2 separate regions of the Homo sapiens genome follow, and region 2 is linked to region 1. A link is an interaction called in ENCODE POLR2A ChIA-PET data of the cell type or tissue named here. Cell type or tissue: MCF 10A. All regions are shown on one strand. Each heading gives the region's core, and the rest is flanking DNA. Links, peaks and the distances in the headings are about the cores only.

What was found. Peaks named below come from ENCODE experiments on the same cell type or tissue, not always from the same donor. Only the 100,000 strongest peaks of a DNase experiment are listed, where the experiment ranks them.
Region 2: POLR2A ChIA-PET joins it to region 1 with 7 read pairs; 3 of 35 experiments call an interaction of 5 or more read pairs at or near these places.

What each region holds. Positions count from the first base shown.
Region 1 is chr12:63,852,026-63,862,523 of GRCh38, reverse strand. All of the region lies in intron 1 of SRGAP1 (SLIT-ROBO Rho GTPase activating protein 1), which reads right to left. Among named protein-coding and RNA genes, the nearest start is that of SRGAP1, 13 kb to the right of the region's middle. In MCF 10A, for the core only: no CTCF peak of the experiment used is centred there; no DNase peak of the experiment used is centred there.
Region 2 is chr12:64,130,096-64,140,593 of GRCh38, reverse strand. All of the region lies in intron 21 of SRGAP1 (SLIT-ROBO Rho GTPase activating protein 1), which reads right to left. It overlaps LOC105369798 (a long non-coding RNA gene), which reads left to right and starts at 9,862. Exons shown (of 2, transcript XR_945018.2): 1 at 9,862-10,420. In MCF 10A, for the core only: no CTCF peak of the experiment used is centred there; a DNase peak (open chromatin) is centred at 6,123.

The DNA.
Region 1 (10,498 bases), core at 794-8,793:
GAGCTGTTTGCATAAGCCGCACCTTCAGAATAATAAAAGTCAAGGGCAAAAGTCCATGTCTTCCACAGACCAACTGAGAAGGGAGTCAGAAATGACAGTCCAGTAACTGTGACATCTAATGCTTTAAGAACTGCTGGAATGTTTGTAAATGCTCGTCTTGTGCCAAGTTGGCTGTGACACCAAAAAGCCTGCAGGGTGGCACCTCCCCCGCAGGGCCTAGTGTCATAGGTCTCCACAGCCAGCCTTGGAGTAGGAAAGAATCACAAGGGATAATTTTCCTTAAACTACTACCTTTGCTGCATCTCACTAGTTTTGATATGTAAAGAATTAAGTTCTAAAAATGTTTTAATTTTCATAATAATTTCTTCTTTGACTCATGAGGTGTGTGTGTATAAATTTTTTTTGAGATGGAGTTTCACTCATCGCCCAGACTAGAATGCAGTGGCGTGATCTCGGCTCACTGCAACCTCCTCCTCCTGGGTTCAAGCAGTTCTCCTGCCTCAGCCTCCTGAGTAGCTGGGATTACAGGCATGCGCCACCACACCTGGCTAATTTTTGTGTTATTAGCAGAGACGGGGTTTACCATGTCGGCCAGGCTGGTCTCAAACTCCTGACCTCAGGTGATCCACCCACCTCATCCTCCCAAAGTGCTGGGATTACAGGCGTGAGCCACTGCGCCAGGCCAATTTTTAAATTTTTTATAGAGACAGTGCCTCACTATGTTGCCCAGGCTGGTTTCAAATTCCTGGACTCAAGCAATTGACCCATCTCAGCCTCCCAAAGTGTTGGGATTACGGAATAAGCCACCACTCCTGGCCTAAAACATATTTTTAAACAGGTCATGAGTCACAGAAATAATAATCATGGAAATTAGAAAATACACAGAGCTGAAAGATAAAAACACTACATATAAAAATTTATGCCTGGCTGGGTGCAGTGGTTCATGCCTGTATTCCTAGCACTTTGGGAGGCAGAGGCAGGCAGATCACTTGAGGTCAGGAGTTCAAGGCCAGCCTGGCTAACATGGTGAAACCCTGTCTCTACTGAAAATACTAAAATTGGTGGGTATGGTGGTGGGTGCCTATAATCCTAGCTACTCCAGAGGTTGAGGTATGAGAATCGCTTGATCCTGGGAGGCGGAGGTTGCAGTAAGCTGAGAATGTGCCACTGCACTCCAGCCTGGGCAACAGAGCAAGACTTTGCCTCAAAAAAAAAAAAAAATATATATATATATATGCCTACCATCCCTTTGTGAGGCTAAGCTGGGCAGATTGCTTGAGCTCAGGAGTTCAAGACCAGCCTTGGTAACATAGTGAATCCCTGTCTCTATTAAAAAAAAAAAAAAATTACAGAATGCAGGTAAAGCAGTACTTAGAGGAAATTTTACAACCTTTTATTTTTATATCAGAAAAGAAAAATAATAACTGAGAAATTAAATAAAAAACTTTAAAAATAATAACTGAGAAAATAAATACAAACCTTAAAAAGGTTCAGCAAATAAAGACCCATGAGAAAAGTAAAAGGGCCAGGCTTGGCGGTCTGCGCCTGCACTCCCAGTTACTCAAGAGGCTGAAGTGAGAGCATTACTTGAGCCCAGGAGTTCCAGGCTATAATGCACAATGATTACACCTGTGAAAAGCACTGCACTCCAGTCTGGGCAACAAAGCGAGACCCTTTCTCTTTAAAAAAAAAAAAGAGGGCAAGAAAGAGAGAAATGAAGAAAAAGGAAGAGTATAATAGGATAAACTAATGAAACAGAAAATACAATACAGTAAATCAATAAAGCAAAAACCTAGTTCTTTGAAAAGACTAATAAACATACTTCTGGCAAGTCAATCAATGAAAAAAGAGAGAATATATACACAGACATTTGTTATTAACAGAAAAGAGGCCTAATTGAAAATAATGCAGAGATTAAGACGATAAAAGGATGCTGTAAACAATTTTATGTCAGTTAATCAGAAAATTTGAACACAATGAGATTTTTTTCTCCTTGATGAAAATGTGAGACCCAGATGACTTTGCAGATGAGTTCTACTAAACATTTAAGAGTCAGATAATTCCAATCTAACATGAACTCCTGCAGAAAACAGAAAAAGGGGAAACAACCTCCAACTAATTTCAAACACTATTACTCTCAGTTCATAATGTAATTATATTAAAAGGAAAAAATAAAATAGTCTTATGTATCTGTTTAAAAAATGTAAATACCAGGCTGGGCATGGTGGCTCACACCTGTAATCCCAGCACTTTGGGAGTCCAAGGCAGGCAAATTGCTTGAGCTCAGGAGTTTGAGACAAGCCTGAGCAACATGGTGAAACCCTGTCTCTACCAAAAATACAAAAAATTAGCCAGGTGTGGTGGTGCATGCTTGTGGTCCCAGCGACCTACTCAGGAGGCTGAGGTGGGAGGACTGCTTGAGCCCAGGAGGCAGAGGTTGCAGTGAACCAAGATCACGCCACTGCACTTTAGCCTGGGCAGCACAGTTAGACCCCATCCCAGAAAAATAAAAGGAAATACCATATATTTACACACACACACCTCATGAGTCAAAGAAGAAATTATTATGAAAATTAAAACATTTTTAGAACTTAATTCTTTACATATCAAAACTAGTGAGATGCAGCAAAGGTAGTAGTTTAAGGAAAATTATCATGAATATTTATTAGGGAAGAAAAGATGCCTTTCTTAGGGTTAACGCTTACATTAGAAGAAACAGTCATATTAGAAAGAATGATTATATTAGAAAAGGAATTGTATTCCATTTCATGCTGATGTTAAAAAGAGGAAAAGGTGTTTATGTTAGAAGTGTTACATTTTAAAAGATGCTTACATTCTAAATACTTATATTAGTAATAGCGTTTATATTATAGAAAATAACTGTATTATCTTAAGTGCTTATATTAGAAAATAAGGATAAAAAAGAATGAGCTATGTGTTCAACTTAAGAAAATAGGTAAAGAACAATAAATTCAATGAAAATGAAAACGATGATAGTAAAGATAAGAGCAGAAATTCACAAAACAGAGAAGAAAAACCAACAGAAACAGATAAACTAGCCAGGTGCAGAGGTTCACACCTGTAATCCCAGCACTTTAGGAGGCTGAGGCGAGTGTATCATTTGAGGCCACGAGTTCAAGACCAGCCTGTTCAACATGGTGAAACCCCATCTCTACTAATTATACAAAAATTAGCCAGGAGCCAGGCATGGTGGTGCATACCTGTAATCCCAGCTACTTGGGAGGCTGAGGCACCAAAATCACTTGAACTGGGAGGTGGCGGTTGCAATGAGCCACTGAATGCCAGCCTGGATGACAGAGTAAGACCTCGTCTCAAAAAAGACAAACTACTTTAAGATTCAGCAAGAAAAGGCAAAAATAAATATTTTTAAATAATATATTTTTAATTCATTACAGATCAGCCTATGTTTTTAAAATAAGAGAATACTATCATCAGTATTATTTCAATACATTTTAAATCTTATACAGAATGAATACATTTCTAGAAAAATATAATTTATCGGCCAGGCACAGTGGCTCACGCCTGTAATCCCAGCACTTTGGGAGGCCGAGGCGGGTGGATCACCTGAGGTCAGGAGTTCCAGACCAGCCAGGCCAACATGGCAAAACCCTGTCTCTACTAAAAATACAAAAATTAGCTGGGCATGGTGGCACGCACCCGTAAACCCAGCTACTTGGGAGGTTGAGGCAGGAGAATCGCTTGAACCCAGGAGGCAGAGGTTGTAGTGAGCAGATTGCGCCATTGCACTCCAGCCTGGCAACAAGAGCGAAACTCCATCTCAAAAAAAGAAAAGTATAATTTATCAAAACTGACATGAGAAGAAATACACAGCACAAATAATCCTGTAACTAATAAAATGATTAACTACTGATTAGCAGTTTAAAAATTATTCATACAAGGAAACTAATTAGACTCAGATAAACAGTTCTACTGAACTCTCAATGAAAGAAATATTTCAAAGTTTCAAAATCTTCCACAAAATAGCCTCACTCACGCTGTGAGGCTAGTATAACAGATTCGTGGTCAGGCTTGATGGCTCTATGCCTGTAATCCCAGCACTTTGAAAGGCCGAGGCAGGAGGATTGTTTGAGCCCAGGAATTCTCTGAGTCCAGGAATTCAAGACCAGCCTGGGCAGCAAAGTGAAGCCCCATCTCCCCACCCTCCCCTCCAAAAAAAAAACATAGACAGCGACATTATTAAAAAGTAAAATCATAGGTCTGTTTTTTTCCCAAGAATTTAAAGACAAAAATACTAGATATTAGCAAACTGAATCCAACGGTGTATACAGACAGACAGACACACACACACACACACACACCACACACAAAATACAACGAAGATAGCCTTAATGCAAAGAAGGTTAAATATTAGGAAATCTATAAATATTACTCATCACATTAACAGAGTAAAGAAGAAAAAACATAATATCAACAGATTCAAAAAGAAAAAGAAGGTAACATTCAACCACCTATTAATGATTAAAACTTCAAGTAAGCAAAGAATACAAAAGATTTGCACTTTACCTATTAAAGAGTATCTATAATAAACTGAAAACAACCATCATTCTTCAAGGGAGGAGGGGCCTGAAAGCATTCCTTTCTCAATGGAAAACAAGAATGCCAAGGTTGGCACTTTCACTAATTTTGTACTGGAAATTCTGCCTAGGGCAAAAATATAAGAAAAATAAATCCATAGGGCTTATAAATGAGAAAATAAAATCATCTTTATTTATAAATAATGAGTGTTTTTTTTACCAAACAAGGGAAAAAATTCTTTGAAATAGCAGACTAGCAAAGTGGCTATGTAAAAGTAAACTGCAGCCAGGCACGGTGGCTCATGCCTGTAATCCCAGCACTTTGGGAGGCCAAGGCGGGTGGATCACTTGATGTCTGGAGTTTGAGATCAGCCTGGCCAACATGGTGAAACCCTGTCTTTACTAAAAATACAAAAAAAGTTGCCAGGTATGGTGGTGCACACCTGTAATACCAGCTACTTTGGAGGCTGAGGCAGGAGAATTGCTTAAACATGGGAGGCGGAGGTTGCAGTGAGCCGAGACCATGCCACTGCACTCCAGCCTGGGTGACAGAGCAAGACTTCGTCTCAAAAAAAAAAAGTAAATTGCAGACCAGGTGTGGTGGCTCACACCTGTAATCCCAGCACTTTGGGAGGCCAAGGTGGGTGAATCATCTGAGGTCGGGAGTTCGAGACCAGCCTGGCCAACATGGAGAAATCCCATCTCTACTAAAAATACAAAATTAGCTGGGCGTGGTGGAGCATGCCTGTAATCTTAGCTACTTGGGAGGCTGAGGCAAGAGAATCGCTTGAACCCAGGAGGCGGAGGTTGCAGTGGGCCGAGATCACGCCAGTGCACTCCAGCCTGGGTAAGCGAAACTCCATCTCAAAAAAAAAAAAAGCAGTAAATTGCATTTCTGCATAATAGAAAGTAGAAAACACTCTTGAAAGAGATCTCATGAACATTAGTCATAAAAATAGCATCCTGATATAAATCTAAACAAAAATATCAAAAGCATAAAACTTTACACAAAGATATTTTAAAACAACTAAATAAATGGAGGAATACTCATATTCACAGGTAGGAAGAACTAATATATAGATGCCAATTCTTCCCTAACTGATTTATAATTTCACGCAATTCCAATCAAAATGCCAATGTGTTTTCAATGGAAGGCCAACTAATTCTAAAATTTACTTGGAAGAGAAAGGAGCAAGATCAGAAGATACTTCTGAAAAAGAAGACAGAAGGAAGATTTAGCTTACCAGACATAAAGACTTATTACAAAGCTATAGTAGTTAAGATAGTGTGATTGGTATTGGTGCAAGAATAAATTAACCAACGGAACACAATAGAGTGTCCAAAAATAGAGTTTTGCGTATGTGAAACTTTCATCAAAACAGAAGCAGCTAGCATATCATTTCTTCAAAAAGACTATTAGCACATGGAACCCAAGAAAGGTCATTTAAATGAAAAGAACTTTAACAAAATTCCTAGCTCACACAAAATAAAAAACTTCAGATGAATTAAAAACATACGCCGAAAGCAAAATTTTACAACATTTAGAAGATGACACAGACAGGTATCTTCCTGACTTTAGAGTGGGGAAGGATTATTTAAACACCAAATATAAATAATTGATACATGTGAACAGATTAAAAATGAACAACTTCTATTTATTAAGAGGATCTTTTTATTTATTTATTTATTTATTTATTTATTTATTTATTTATTTAGAGACGGAGTTTCGCTCTTGTTGCCCAGGCTGGAGTGCAATGGTGCGATCTTGGCTCATCCCCACCTCCTGGGTTGAGATGATTCTCCTGCCTCAGCCTCCCAAGGAGCTGGGATTACCAGCGCCTGCCACCATGCCCAGCTAATTTTTGTATTTTTAGTAGAGATGGCGTTTCGCCATGTTGGCCAGGCTGATCTCAAATTCCTGACCTCAGGTGATCCACCTGCCTCAGCTTCCCAAAGTGCTGGGATTACAGGCATGAGCCACCAAGCCCAGCCTAGAGGATCTTTTTAAAAGTGAAAACACAAGCTACAGACTGGGAGCAGATATTTGCAACAGATATAACTGGCAAGAGACTAACATCACGAACATACTAAAACAAAACAAAACTCACAAATCAATAAGATATACACACCTACTGTGTACCCACAAAAATTAAAAATAAAAAGGAAGAGAAAATAATTCTGGCTGGGCATGGTGGCTCACGCCTGTAATCCCAGCACTTTGGAAGGCCAAGGAGGGCAATCACTTGAGCCCAGGAGTTCAAGACCAGCCTGGGCAACATGGTGGAACTCCGTCTCTACTAAAAAATACAAAAATCAGCCGGGTGTGGTGGTGCACGCCTGTAGTCCCTACTTGGGAAGCTGAGGCATGAGAATTGCCTGAACTTGGGAGGTGGAGGTTGCAGTGAGCCATAGAGATGGTGCCACTGCACCCTAGCCTGGCTGATAGAGTGAGACTCTCCCTCAAAAAAAAAAAAAAAAAAAAAAAAAAAAAAAACACCATTTTTCATGTTGACTGCTGCTTGTTCACCAAAATCTCTTCTTTCATGCTGTGACCATCAAGTTATAATTAGAAACAGGGCCATCCAGAGAGACTATATTTCCCAGCTTCCCTTGCAGCAAGATGTGGCCATGTAACTAAGTTCCCACTGGTTAAGTAAGTGGAAATTATGTGTACTAGTAAGGGCTGGGTTTGAAAACCGTGGACATGTGCTCCTTAAGGCTGATTTTCCTTCCTACAAGCTGAAACACTGAAATACTTAAAATCTGGTTTCAAAGAGTAGACAAGTTCATTTATCTAGGTAATGGCAGAACCACAAGATGGAAGGAAACTTAATAATGGGGCAAAGATGTCCTGCTGGCCTGGATTGGACATCTCCAGTCTGTTACCCGAGAAAGAAAAAAATCTCTCTAGTTTAAAGTCACTGTTTGGGGGGTTCTCTTTATTATAACAGCTTAGCCTCTTCTTTAACTAGCACATTGCTCAATGCTAAGTGTTTTTCAGGCTGTGGAACTCTCCTCCCCTGCTAATAAGAGAAAGGTTTGACATTACCTGGTAAAGATGAACATGCACATTCCCAGTGACCCAGCAAGTACACCTAGAGAAACTCTTCTTGTACGTATACATCAGGAGACACCTACAGCATTTTATACACTATTACTATTCATGATAGCAAAAAAACTATAAATAATTCAAATGTCATATAGAATGAATCAATAGCTTGTAGTATTTTTTATGCACTGGAATATTATGCACCAGAGAAAGCACACAGTGTGGCAGTGAAATTATAGTTGCATACATTAAGGTAGATTAATCTTAACATAATAATATTGAGTATAAAATTGAAGTCATAAGAATACATATTATTAATTTTTTATTAGGGAAAATTTCAAGCATATGCAAAAATAAAGAGAATAATATAATTAACCTCGTGCACCCACGGATTATCAATTCATTTTGTATTTTATCTGTATCCCTACGTATTTCTTCCCTCCCCAAGATTACTTTCAAGAAAATCCCAGATGTCCTAATTTCATCCATTATTACTCAGCATGTATCTTTAAAAGATAAAGATTTGTTATACATGCCAAAACACTACTATTCCAATTTTTAAAATTTACACCAATTCATCAATATTATTAAAAATTCAGAAAGTGTTCAAATGGCCCTATATTCTTGATATATGAATGCATCCTAATCAAAACTATAAAGAAAGCTACAAAATGACAGTAAAGCTTTACAGAAAACAAAGGAATTATTAATACTAAGAGTGGCAGTGGGAATGAAGGGAGATTTGCTAGGAAAGGGACATTCCATGGGGGTTTCTAAGGCACTGGTAATGTTTCTTTCTTAACCTGGGTGGCTAGCACTGAAGTATTCAAAGCTACTATTCTTTAAACTGTAAATAATCATTTTCTGTACCTGTTTGTATGTATATTTCACAAAGCAAGCAAGCAAAGAAGCAAGCTTGCTCTCCCAAACACACATGCCAACTAAGCTCAAAGCAAGGAAAAACCAAAGTATATAAATGAGTTGTAAACAAATGAGAAATTTGGTTGTCCCATGGACAAATCTGATTATCAGAGGTTCAATCCAGAGGCTAAGCTTTGCTTGGATTTACCTTGCCCACTCCTGTACTCAAGGAGGGTGGAGTTGAAAGTCAGATTCTTACATTTAGCCTGAAAATTTACCAAAGGCCAGGTATACTGTGGCCCAAAGACACAGAAAGTACTAACTATACTAAATAGGAAAGTTAAGCAGAAATTCCTCCTCCCGTGCATTGCAGCTTGTTTTGCACATACACAACTCAGTGTATCCCTCATGGTGCCCATGCAAAGCAATGGTGACTGGCTCACTGTAGGTGCTCAATACTGTTAGCTCTGGTTATGATTATCTTTAATTATTATTTCACCTTCCATTTTACAGTCTTTCTTCAATTATTATAAAAACAATTAACCACATCATAAAATGTTCTTCAAAAACCAGTGGTAAAGACTGCATAACATTGCATGTATACAGTTAGTTAACAATTTACCAGTGGAATTTAGTTAACCATTCCCCACTGTTGGACATTTAGAATGTTTCCAGCTGAGTGACTTTCTAAAGAAATTATAAACCATTTGAATTCAACTTAAAATTTTGTGGTAATAGGCCGGGTGCGGTGGCTCACACCTGTAATCCCAGCACTTTGGGAGGCCGAGGTGGGTGGATCACCTGATGTCAGGAGTTCGAGACCAGCCTGGCCAACATGGTGAAACCCCGTGTCTCCTAAAAATACAAAAAATTAGCCGGGCATGGTGGCGGGTGCCTGTACTCCCAGCTACTCATGAGTCTGAGGCAGGAGAATTGCTTGAACCCAGGAAACGGAGGTTGCAGTGAGCCAAGATCTTGCCATTGCACTCCAGCCTGGGCAACAAGAGTGAAACTCCATCTCAAAAAAAAAAAAAATTTTGCGGTAATACTTGTTTGGACATCCTAGATAATTCTGAATGATCACCATGCTTATTTGCAGTATAAAGGAATTATTATTCCAAATTATTCCTCTTCTCATGTAATAAATGTTTAATGAGGCCCTGTACTAAAGCGTGTGGGAGATGCACAGACAATGATTTCTAATATCAAAGTGCTTTCTAGTGAAACAGAAGCAAATTAGCAGTCATAAGTGGAATTTTCATTCCTACATTGATTTTAAAAGAAAATACTTTTCTCAAGACTATGAGATTAAGGCAGTGACTTTATCTGATGTCATAAGAATCTTTTTCACCCACAGGTAAGTCAAATCCACTGACTGAACTACAGTTTTCATTTTCCATACAGCATCACTGAACAGAGGTAGAGACAATTTAAAACAAAAGTTATTCTTAAATACGTGGCAGCCCAGGGCCAGGAATGTGCTTTTAGGCTTTGTTACTTGCACTTGCATGAAAAATAATGACAAAATATAAAATCCACCTTATAATGAGCTGGGAATCTGTATGCATTGTCTATTCTATTTCCCTTTTAAATTCCACCATGAAACCCACTCCACTCTAAAAGCACATGGCACTCTCTTAGGATAATTCAAGATTAGTCCACTTTGGAATTCATTCTGGTAAAAAGACTAGTGATTACGTATTTGAATTTCAAAAAACCTATCTAAATCAGAATGCAACAAGATACAGCAGATAGAACAACATGCTGGGCGAGGTGGCTCATGCCTGTAATCCCAGCACTTTGGGAGGCCCAAGGCTCAAGCAGGTGGATCACTTGAGTTTGGGAGTTTGAAACCAGCCTGGGCAACATGGCCAAAACCCGTCTCTACAAAAAATACAAAAATCAGGCGTGATGGCAGGCGCCTATAGTCCCAGCTACACAGGAGGCTGAGGTGGCAGGATCACCTGAGCCTGGGGAGGTTGAGGCTGCAGTGAGCTGAGCCGAGATTGGGCCACTGTGCTCCAGCCTGAGC
Region 2 (10,498 bases), core at 1,637-9,636, 280 kb before region 1:
TCTAACTGGTGTGAGATGGTATCTCATTGTAGTTTTGATTTGCAACAGACAAACAGAGAGCCAAATCATGAGTGAACTCCCATTCACAATTGCTTCAAAGAGAATAAAATACCTAGGAATCCAACTTACAAGGGATGTGAAGGACCTCTTCAAGGAGAACTACAAACCACTGCTCAAGGAAATAAAAGAGGATACAAACAAATGGAAGAACATTCCATGCTCATGGGTAGGAAGAATCAATATCGTGAAAATGGCCATACTGCCCAAGGTAATTTACAGATTCAATGCCATCCCCATCAAGCTACCAATGACTTTCTTCACAGAATTGGAAAAAACTACTTTCAGGTTCATATGGAACCAAAAAAGAGCCCGCATCACCAAGTCAATCCTAAGCCAAAAGAACAAAGCTGGAGGCATCACACTACCTGACTTCAAACTATACTACAAGGCTACAGTAACCAAAACAGCATGGTACTGGTACCAAAACAGAGATATAGATCAATGGAACAGAACAGAGCCCTCAGAAATAACGCCACATATCTACAACTGTCTGATCTTTGACAAACCTGAGAAAAAGAAGCAATGGGGAAAGGATTCCCTATTTAATAAATGGTGCTGGGAAAACTGGCTAGCCATATGGAGAAAGCTGAAACTGGATCCCTTCCTTACACCTTATACAAAAATCAATTCAAGATGGATTAAAGACTTAAACATTAGACCTAAAACCATAAAAACCCTAGAAGAAAACCTAGGCATTATTATTCAGGACATAGGCATGGGCAAGGACTTCATGTCTAAAACACCAAAAGCAATGGCAACAAAAGACAAAATTGACAAATGGGATCTAATTAAACTAAAGAGCTTCTGCACAGCAAAAGAAACTACCATCAGAGTGAACAGGCAACCTACAAAATGGGAGAAAATTTTCGCAACCTACTCATCGGACAAAGGGCTAATATCCAGAATCTACAATGAACTCAAACAAATTTACAAGAAAAAAACAAACAACCCCATCAAAAAGTTGGCGAAGGACATGAACAGACACTTCTCAAAAGAAGACATTTATGCAGCCAAGAAACACATGAAAAAATGCTCATCATCACTGGCCATCAGAGAAATGCAAATCAAGTTTTTCAACTTTTATGATAAAAGTTTAAATTTAGATACTGCAATAATTTCTCAAGAAATAAATACAATAGGAATAAAAAATCTGGCTTCATTCATTCATTCAACAAATTTTTGAGCACTTACTACACACTTGACTAATTCCAAGAAGTTCTTCGAAATTCAGTTTAAGTCTTCCCCTGATACAGTTTTCCAGTGGATCTCACTGAAAGTGGTACTGTCTCCTATGGGGCATTTTTGTAATATGATGTATGTGTGTGGTTTTTAATGTCACAATAACAAGGCTGCATTATTGGCAGCTGATGGGCAGGGTCAGACATATTAGGTATCTTGCCTTGGTGAGTTTACATGTAGTGAATTTTCCTGCACCTTGTTCAACTTTTGAATGTCCTCCAGACATTTATATAGGTGAAAATTGTTAAGAACCTGAGCCTAGAACCTCTTTTTCTAATATATAAACATAAAATATTTTTTAGATGGTGTTAAATTTTTTAGGAATGTTATTGTTTTAGAAAGTTATTTTTTGTTTTGATTGGAACAGTATGACCAAGGGTTGTTCACCATTTTGGAGAAATATTATCACTAATGGAAGCTCTTTTCATGGAATTTGAGTTAACTCAATTAACTGAATACTCTCATATCAACATGCATTTTTAATTATTGCATTTATGGAAACTCTACCATGTAGGTGAAAGCATCACTACCTCATTTGTCTTCTAGTGTAGTCAGTAATTAATTGAAATACATTTAATTGTTTTAATATCAATTTCCCTTTATTTTTATTTTATATTCTATTTAGAGATTTATATATATTTTTTCAAAATAGATATATCAATCAATTTATTTCAGATAGCCAGGCGTGGTGGCACACGCCCAGCTACTCTCAAGGCTGAGGCAGGAGAATTGCTTGAACCCAGGAGATGGAGGTTGCAATGAGCCGAGATGGCGCCACTTCACTCCTTCACTCCAGCCTGGGTGACAGAGTGAGACTCCATCTCCAAAAAAAAAAAAAAAAAAAAAAAGTCAATTTATTTCAGATAGTAAAAGGGGGGAAGTTACAATAAATTTGTTTCAAAAAGGTGGAGTGTGCCCCATCAACAGATGGATAAACAAAATGTGGTATATACATACAAAAAAATTTAAATTATGAAAACTTCCCTTAAAGGGAAATAAGTCCTACCGCATGCTACAGCATGTGTAAACCTTGAGGACATTACACTAAATGAAATGAGCCAGTCACAAAAAATACAAATACTGTATGATTGCACTTATATGCAGTAACTAAAGGAGTCCAATTCATAGAAACAAAAAGTAGAATGGTGGTTGTCAGGGACTGGAGGAGGGTGAAATGGGAGCTGTTTAATGTGTACAGAGTTTTGGTTTTGTGAGACGAACACAGTCTGGAGAGATGTTTCACAACAATGTGAATATACTTTTCTGAACTATACATTTAAAAATGGTTAAGATTGTCAATTTTATTATTTTTTATATATATATATATATATATTTTTTTTTTAAGCACAATTAAGAAAGAAAAAGGCAGAGTGTTGTGTGAGATGGTGGAGAACCACTGCCCTGGTGACTGAAATATCTCTTCCTGACATATTCCCAGGGCTTCTCCCACTCATCTGGAGCATACCCCTCATGGCACGGTTTAATGGTAACTGATTTCCCTATTCATTTCCATGACTAGATTGAATGTGAGCACTTTGAGGCTGCGGCTATTGTTTAATTTTGTTTGCATAAAACCTAGTGTGAGACATGGCATACAGTAAATGCTCAATAAAGATTTGCTAAATGAATAATCTAAGATCCTGATATTAAATCACTGTCTCCAATAATGAATAAACCAAGACACGATGATTATGTATGGATGTGGTAGTCTTTTGAAAAATCTCCATTAGGCATTCCATTAATTTGCTTAATAAAATAATCTGCATTTTTTTAATGAACACCTTGATGGCATGCTCACTTGTCCCCATGGGAAAATCTGAAGGCTAAAGATGGAAAGATAAAAAACAAATCTGGAAGACATTTTACGAGGGTGACATCACTTTTCAAGTTATTACTTTCATATGTGATTTCCATTTGTGGCTAAACATATGGATTTTTTTTTTTACAAGTATTTACCTCAGAGACATGTGCAGAGCCTAGTCATCTGTTGAGTTTTTGTTTTTATAATTTACATTTTTTTTTTTTTGAGACGGAGTCTCACTGTGTCACCTAGGCTGGAATGCAATGCAATACTGTGATCTCGGCTCACTGCGACCTCCGCCTCCTGGGTTCAAGTGATTCTCATGCCTCAGCCACCCGAGTAACTCAGATTACAGATGCCTGCCACCATGCCCAGCTAATTTTTTTATTTTTTGTAGAGACAGGGTTTCACCATGTTGGCCAGGCTGGTCTCAAACTGCTGACCTCAAGTGATCCATGCGCCTCAGCCTCCCAAAGTGCTGGGATTACAGGCATGAGTCACTGTGCCTGGCCTGTTTTTATAATTTACAATTTAAAAAATTTCCTGATTCTAGAAGTCAAAGGGTTAAACAGACCTTATATGCCTTCCTACCTCCAAGCACCTAAATCCCTGTCTCTCTAACCCAAATTATGTTTCACCTGCTTATTATAAGCAGTGATGTTATAAGTTTCTCAAATCATTAAATTCAGCTATAGTAAAATATTGCTGGTTGTAAGTATGCCTCAAAGGGCCTTGCATAGCACTCTAAACAGAAAAAAATAAAACAGTCAAAGCCTTTTTGATTTTTGCTGAGAAGTTGCTGTACACTTAAAATTGCGTTAATTTTTAAAAAACACATTAAACTTCTCACAATCTAATTTGCTATCCAAAATTCTTTTTAGTTAGAACACTCAAAATAGCTTGGACATTTGTCATATTGGGGCCGGATTCCTTGGGTACTTTTTATTAAAAATAACCCATCTTTAATCCTTTTCCATGTTTCATTCATTTCTCATTCACTCTTTTTTGAAATCTACTTAGTTTTTAAACTTCAGTGATAGCTGGAAGTTGCCTTTTAGATTATTCAAATGGTAATCCCTGAATCTATTAACCTCTTTTCTCACTGATTATAAACATACATATATTTGGAGACAGGGTCTTGGTCTGTCACCCTGGCTGGAGTGCAGTAAGACAATCATAACTCACTGCAGCCTCCAACTCCTGGGCTCAAGCAACTCTCTCGCCTCAGCTTCCAAAGTACCTGGGATTGCAGACATGCACCACCACTCTTAGTGTGATGGTTAATACTGAGTGTCAACTTGATTGAAGGATGCGAAGTATTAATCCTGGGTGTATCTGTGAGGGTGTTGCCAAAGGACATTAACATTGGAGTTAGTGGGCTGGGGAAGGCAGACCTACCCCTAATCTGGATGGGCACCATCTAATCAGATGCCAGCGAATATAAAGCAAACAGAAGAACGTGAAAAGGTTAGACTGGCCTAGCCTCCCAGCCTACATCTTTCTCCCATGCTGGATGCTTCCTGCTCTTAAACATCAGACTCCAAGTTCTTCAGTTTTGGAACTTGGACCGACTCCTTGCTCCTCAGCCTGCAGACGGCTTATTGTGGGACCTTGTGATTGTGTGAGTTAATAATAAACTCACCTTTATATGTATATGTATTCCATTAATTCTGTACCTCCAGAGAGCCCTGACTAATACAGGTTTTGGTACCAGGAGTGGTTCTAGAGGGACAGAATATTAAGGATGGAGTTCTTTCATTGATTTTGGGGCTTCTGCTTTATATGATTAGACCAAAAAATACTAAGGACTTTACTTCTAATAGGATGGAGAACACTGATAGTTCTTGGTGTGAACTGTTTAGAGAGTTATGCAAAATACGTGCATTTGACACTCCTGATTCATCGCTCGTGAGAGGCAAGGAGTTTAGTGACTCCGTACATAATACATTTGTATGGAGTATTATGTAGAGAACCAAGGAACATAGTGAAGCTGGTTGGTTGTTCCTAAGTTCAGTGGACAAAGTGATGAAAAAAAATGATGAACTCAAGGATTCTATCTCCTGGCTTCAGAAGCAGATACTGAACCTCAAATCTGCTAAGACTGCCCTGAGTGTGAGTCTTATCTCCCACAGATAAAGAACTAAAATTATGGAGAACCAGACACGAGTTCTTATGCAAGTCGCTGACCTGCAATGAAAGATACATGCACAGCCTCACCAGGTGTCTACTGTTAAAGTGAGGGCATTGATTAGAAAAGAATGGGACCCTGCAACTTGGAATGGGGATGTGTGGGAGGACCCTGATGAAGCTGGGGGCACTGAGTTTGTAAACCCTGATGAACCTTTTTTGCCAGAAGAAACAGCTTCCCTATCCCCAGTAGCGGCAACATCCCCTCCCTGACCCATGCTGCCATCAGCCTTTCCACCTTTGTCTGAGGAGATAAACCCTGTGCTGCCTGAGGCAATGGTGATGGCCTCCCATGAGGCAGCTGCCAGGCAAGATAATGTTGACTCTCCTCAGGAGCCACCTCCAACACTTCTGTTTGCTTCTAGACCTGTAACTAGACTAATATCCCGGCAGGCCCCTGGAGGTGAGGTTGAGAGTGTGACCCATGAAGAGGTGTGCCACACTAGAAAAGAACTGCTTGAGTTTTCTAATTTATATAAATAGAAATCTGGATAACAGGCATGGGAATGGATATTAATGGTGTGGGATAATGGTAGATGGAACATAGAGTCAGATCAGGCTGAATTTATTGATTTGGGCCCATTAAGTAGGAGCTCTGCATTTAATGTTGCAGCTCGGGGAGTTAAAAAAGGTTCTAATAGTTTATTTGCTTGGTTAACTGAAATATGGATTGAAAGATGGCCCACTGTGAGCACTGTGAGTGAGCTGAAAATGCCTGCTCTCCCTTGGTTTAATGTAGAGGAAGGGATCCAAAGGCTTAGGGAGATTGGGATGGTGGAGTGGATTAGTCACTTTAGACTTACTCATCCCAGCTGGGAGAGTCCTTGACCAATGCCTTGCAAAACAGATTTGTGAGAGCAGCACTTGCATCTTTTTTTTTTTTTTTGAGATGGAGTCTTGCTGTGTCGCTCAGGCTAGAGTGCAGTGGCGCAATCTTGGCTCACTGCAAGCTCTGCCTCCCGGGTTCACGCCATTCTCCTGCCTCAGCCTCCCAAGTAGCTGGGACTACAGGCACCCACCACCACTCCCAGCTAATTTTTTAGATTTTTAGTAGAGACGGGGTTTCACCATGTTAGCCAGGATGGTCTCAATCTCCTGACCCCGTGATCTGCCTGCCTTGGCCTCCCAAAGTGCTGAGATTATAGGCATGAGCCACCGCACTTGGCCAGCACTTGCATCTTTGAAGAGCCCTGTAATTGCTGTTCTCTGTATGTCAGATCTAACGGTGGGAACCACAGTCACTCAACTACAAAATTTAAATACAATGGAGATAATTGGATCCCAAGGTAGCAGGAGCCAAGTGGCAACACTCAATCATCAAAGGCAAGGCGACACTCAATCATCAAAGGCAAGGTGGGCATAGCTACAGTAATGCACAGCAGAGGCAAAGCAGCAAGCAGAATAGTCTGACTCGTGTAGAACTCTGGCATTGGCTAATTAATCACGTTGTTCCTAAAAGTGAAATTGATAGGAAGCCTACTGCATTCCTACTTAATTTACACAAGCAGAAAACTTCTAGGTTGGATGGACAAAAGACTAATTTGAATTATGAAAACAGAGAATCATGGCCCCTCAATCAATTTCCAGACTTGACCCAGTTTACAGACCCAGAACCCCTTGAATGAAGAGGAGGCCAGGTCCCTTTGAGGAAGGACCCCGCTATATTACTGACAATTTATGCAGTGAATCTTTATCCCATCCTTCCCCAAGGGGACCTCCAGCCTTTTACCAGGGTAACTGTGTAATGGGGAAAGGGAAATGATCAGACATTTTGGGGACTAATGGACACTGGCTCTGAGCTGACACTGATTCCAGGGGACCCAAAATGTCGTTGTGGTGCTCCAGTTAAAGTAGTGGCTTGTGGAGGTCAGGTAATTAATGGAGTTTTAGCTCAGGTCTGACTTACAGTGAGTCTAATGGGTCCCCAGACTTCTCCTGTGGTCATTTCCCCAGTGCCAGAATGCATAATTGGCACAGACATACTTAGCAGCTGGCAGAACCCCCACATTGGCTCTGGACTGGTAGGGTGGGGGCTATTATGGTGGGAAAGGCCAAATGGAAGCCATTAGAGCAGGCTTTACCTAGAAAAATAGTAAATTAAAAACAATATTGCATCCCTGGAGGGACTGTAGAGATTAATGCCACCATCAAGGACTTGAAAGATGCAGGGGTGGTGATTCCCACCACATCCTCATTCAACTCTCCCATTTGGCCTGTGCAGAAGACAGATGGATTCTGGAGAATGACAGTGGATTATTGTAAGCTTAACCAAGTGGTGACTCCAAGTGCAGCTGCTGTACCAGATGTGGTTTCATTGCTTGAGCAAATTAACACATCTCCTGGTATGTGGATTGGAGCCACTGACTTGGAAAATGCCTTTTTCTCCATTCTTGTCCATAAGGCCCACCAGAAGTAATTTGCTTTCAGCTGGCAAGGCCAGCAATATACCTTTACTGTCCTACCTCAGGGGTATAGCAACTCTCTGGCTTTGTGTCATAATCTTACTCGGAGAGACCTTGATTGCTTTTTGCTTCCGCAAGATATTACACTGGTCCATTACATTGATGACATTATGCTGACTGGATCCAGTGAGCAAGAAGTAGCAAACACACTGGACTTATTGGTGAGACATTTGTGTGCTAGAGGATGGGAAATAAATCTGACTAAAATTCAGGGACCTTCTACCTCAGTAAAATTTTTAGAGGTCCAGTGGTGTGGGGCCTATCAAGATATTCCTTCTAAGATGAAGGATAAGTTGCTGCGTTTGGCCCCTCCTGCAAACAAGAAAGAGGCACAACGCCTAGTGGGCCTATTTGGATTTTGGAGGCAACACGTTCCTCTTTTGGGTGTGTTACTCTGGCCCATTTATCGAGTGACTCAAAAGGCTGCCAGTTTTGAGTGGGGTCCAGAACAGGAGAAGGCTCTGCAACAGGTCCAGGCTGCTGTGCAAGCTGCTCTGCCACTTGGGCCATATGACCCATCAGATCCAATGGTGCTTGAGGTGTCAGTGGCAGATAGGGATGCTGTTTAGAGCCTTTGGCAGGCCCCCATAGGTGAATCACAGCGGAGGCCTCTAGGATTTTGGAGCAAGGCCCTGCCTTCTTCTGCAGATAACTGCTCTCCTTTTCTTTTTGAGATGGAGTCTCTGTCTGTCACCCAGGCTGGAGTGCAGTGGCGTGATCTTGGCTCACTGCAACGTCACCTCTCTGGTTCAAATGATTCTTCTGCCTCAACCTCCCGAGTAGTTGGGACTACAGGCGTGTGCCACCACACTTGGCTAATTTTTGCATTTTTAGTAGAGATCGGGTTTCACCATATTGGTCAGGCTGGTCTTGAACTCCTGACCTCGTGATCTACCCGCCTTGGCTTCCCAAAGTGCTGGGATTACAGGCATGAGCCACTGCGCCTGGCCAACTACTCTCCTTTTGAGAGACAGCTCTTGGCCTGTTACTGGGCTTTGGTGGAAACTGAACGTTTGACCATGGGTCATCAAGTCACCATGCAACCTGAACTGCCTATTATGAACTGGGTGCTTTCTGACACATCTAGCCATAAAGCGGGTCGTGCACAGCAGCATTCCATCATCAAATGGAAGTGGTATATATGTGATCGAGCTCATGCAACTCCTGAAGGCATAAGTTACATGAGGAAGTGGCTCAAATGCCCAGGCTGCACTGATGGCCTCATGGGGAGTTCCCTATGATCACTTGACAGAGGAAGAGAAGACTAGGGCCTGGTTCACAGACGGTTCTGCATGATATGCAGGCACCACCCGAAAGTGGACAGCTGCAGCACTACAGCCCCTTTCTAGGACATCCCTGAAGGACAGTGGTGAAGGGAATCTTTCCCAGTGGGCAGAACTTCGAGCAGTGCACCTGGCTGTGCACTTTGCATGGAAGGAGGAATGGCCAGATGTGTGATTATACACTGATTCGTGGACTGTAGCCAATGGTTTGGCTGGATGGTCAGGGACTTAGAAGAAGTATGATTGCAAAATTGGTGACAAATTTGTGGAAGAGGTATGTGGATGGACCTCTCTGAGTGGTCAAAAACTGTGAAGATATTTGTATACCATGTGAGTACTCACCAACGGGTGACCTCAGCAGAGGAGGATTTTGATAATCAAGTGGATAGGATGAGCCATTCTGTGGACACCATTCAGCCTCTTTCCCCAGCCACCCCTGTTCTTGCTCAATGGGCCCATGAACAAAGTGGCCATAGTGGCAGGGATGGAGGTTACTCATGGGCTCAGCAACATGGACTTCCACTCACCAAGGCTGACCTGGCTATGGCCACTGCTTAGTGCTCAATTTGCCAGCAGCAGAAGCCAACACAGCCCTCGATATGGCACCATTCCTCAGGGTGATCAGCCAGCTACCTGGTGGCAGGTTGATTACACTGGACCTCTTCCATCATGAAAAGGGCAGAGGTTTGTCCTCACTGGAATAGACAGTTACTCCGGATATGGGTTTGCCTATCCTGCACACAATGCTTCTGCCAAGACTACCATCTGTGACTCATGGAATGCCTTATCCACCATGATGGTATTCCACACAGCATTACCTCTGACCAAGGCACTTACTTTATGGCTAAAGAAGAGTGGCAGTGGGCTCATGCTCATGGAATTCATGGGTCTTACCATGCTCCCTATCATCCTGAAGCAGCTGGATTGACAGAATGGTGGATTGGTCTTGTGATGTCACAATTGCAACACCAACTAGGTGACAATACTTTGCAGGGCTGGGGCAAAGTTCCCCAGAAGGCTGTGTATGCTCTGAATCTGTGTCCAATACATGGTGCAGTTTCTCCCATAGCCAGGATTCACGGGTCCAGGAATCAAGAGGTGGAAGTGGAAGTGGCACCATTCATCATTATCCCTAGTGACCCCCTAGCAACATTTTTACTTCCTGTTCCCGCGACATTATGTTCTGCTGGCCTAGAGGTCTCAGTTCCAGAGGGAGGAATGTGCCACCAGGAGACACAGCAACAATGCCATTGAGTTAAGATTGCCACCTGGACACTTTGGGCTCCTCCTACCTTTAAGGCAACAGACTAAGAAGGGAGTTACAGTGTTGGCTAAGGTGACTGACTCAGACTATCAAGATGAAATCAGTCGACTACTCCACGATGCAGGTAAAAAAGAGTGTGCATGGAATACAGGAGATCCATTAGGGCGTTTCTTAGTATTACCACGCTCTGTGATTAAGGTCA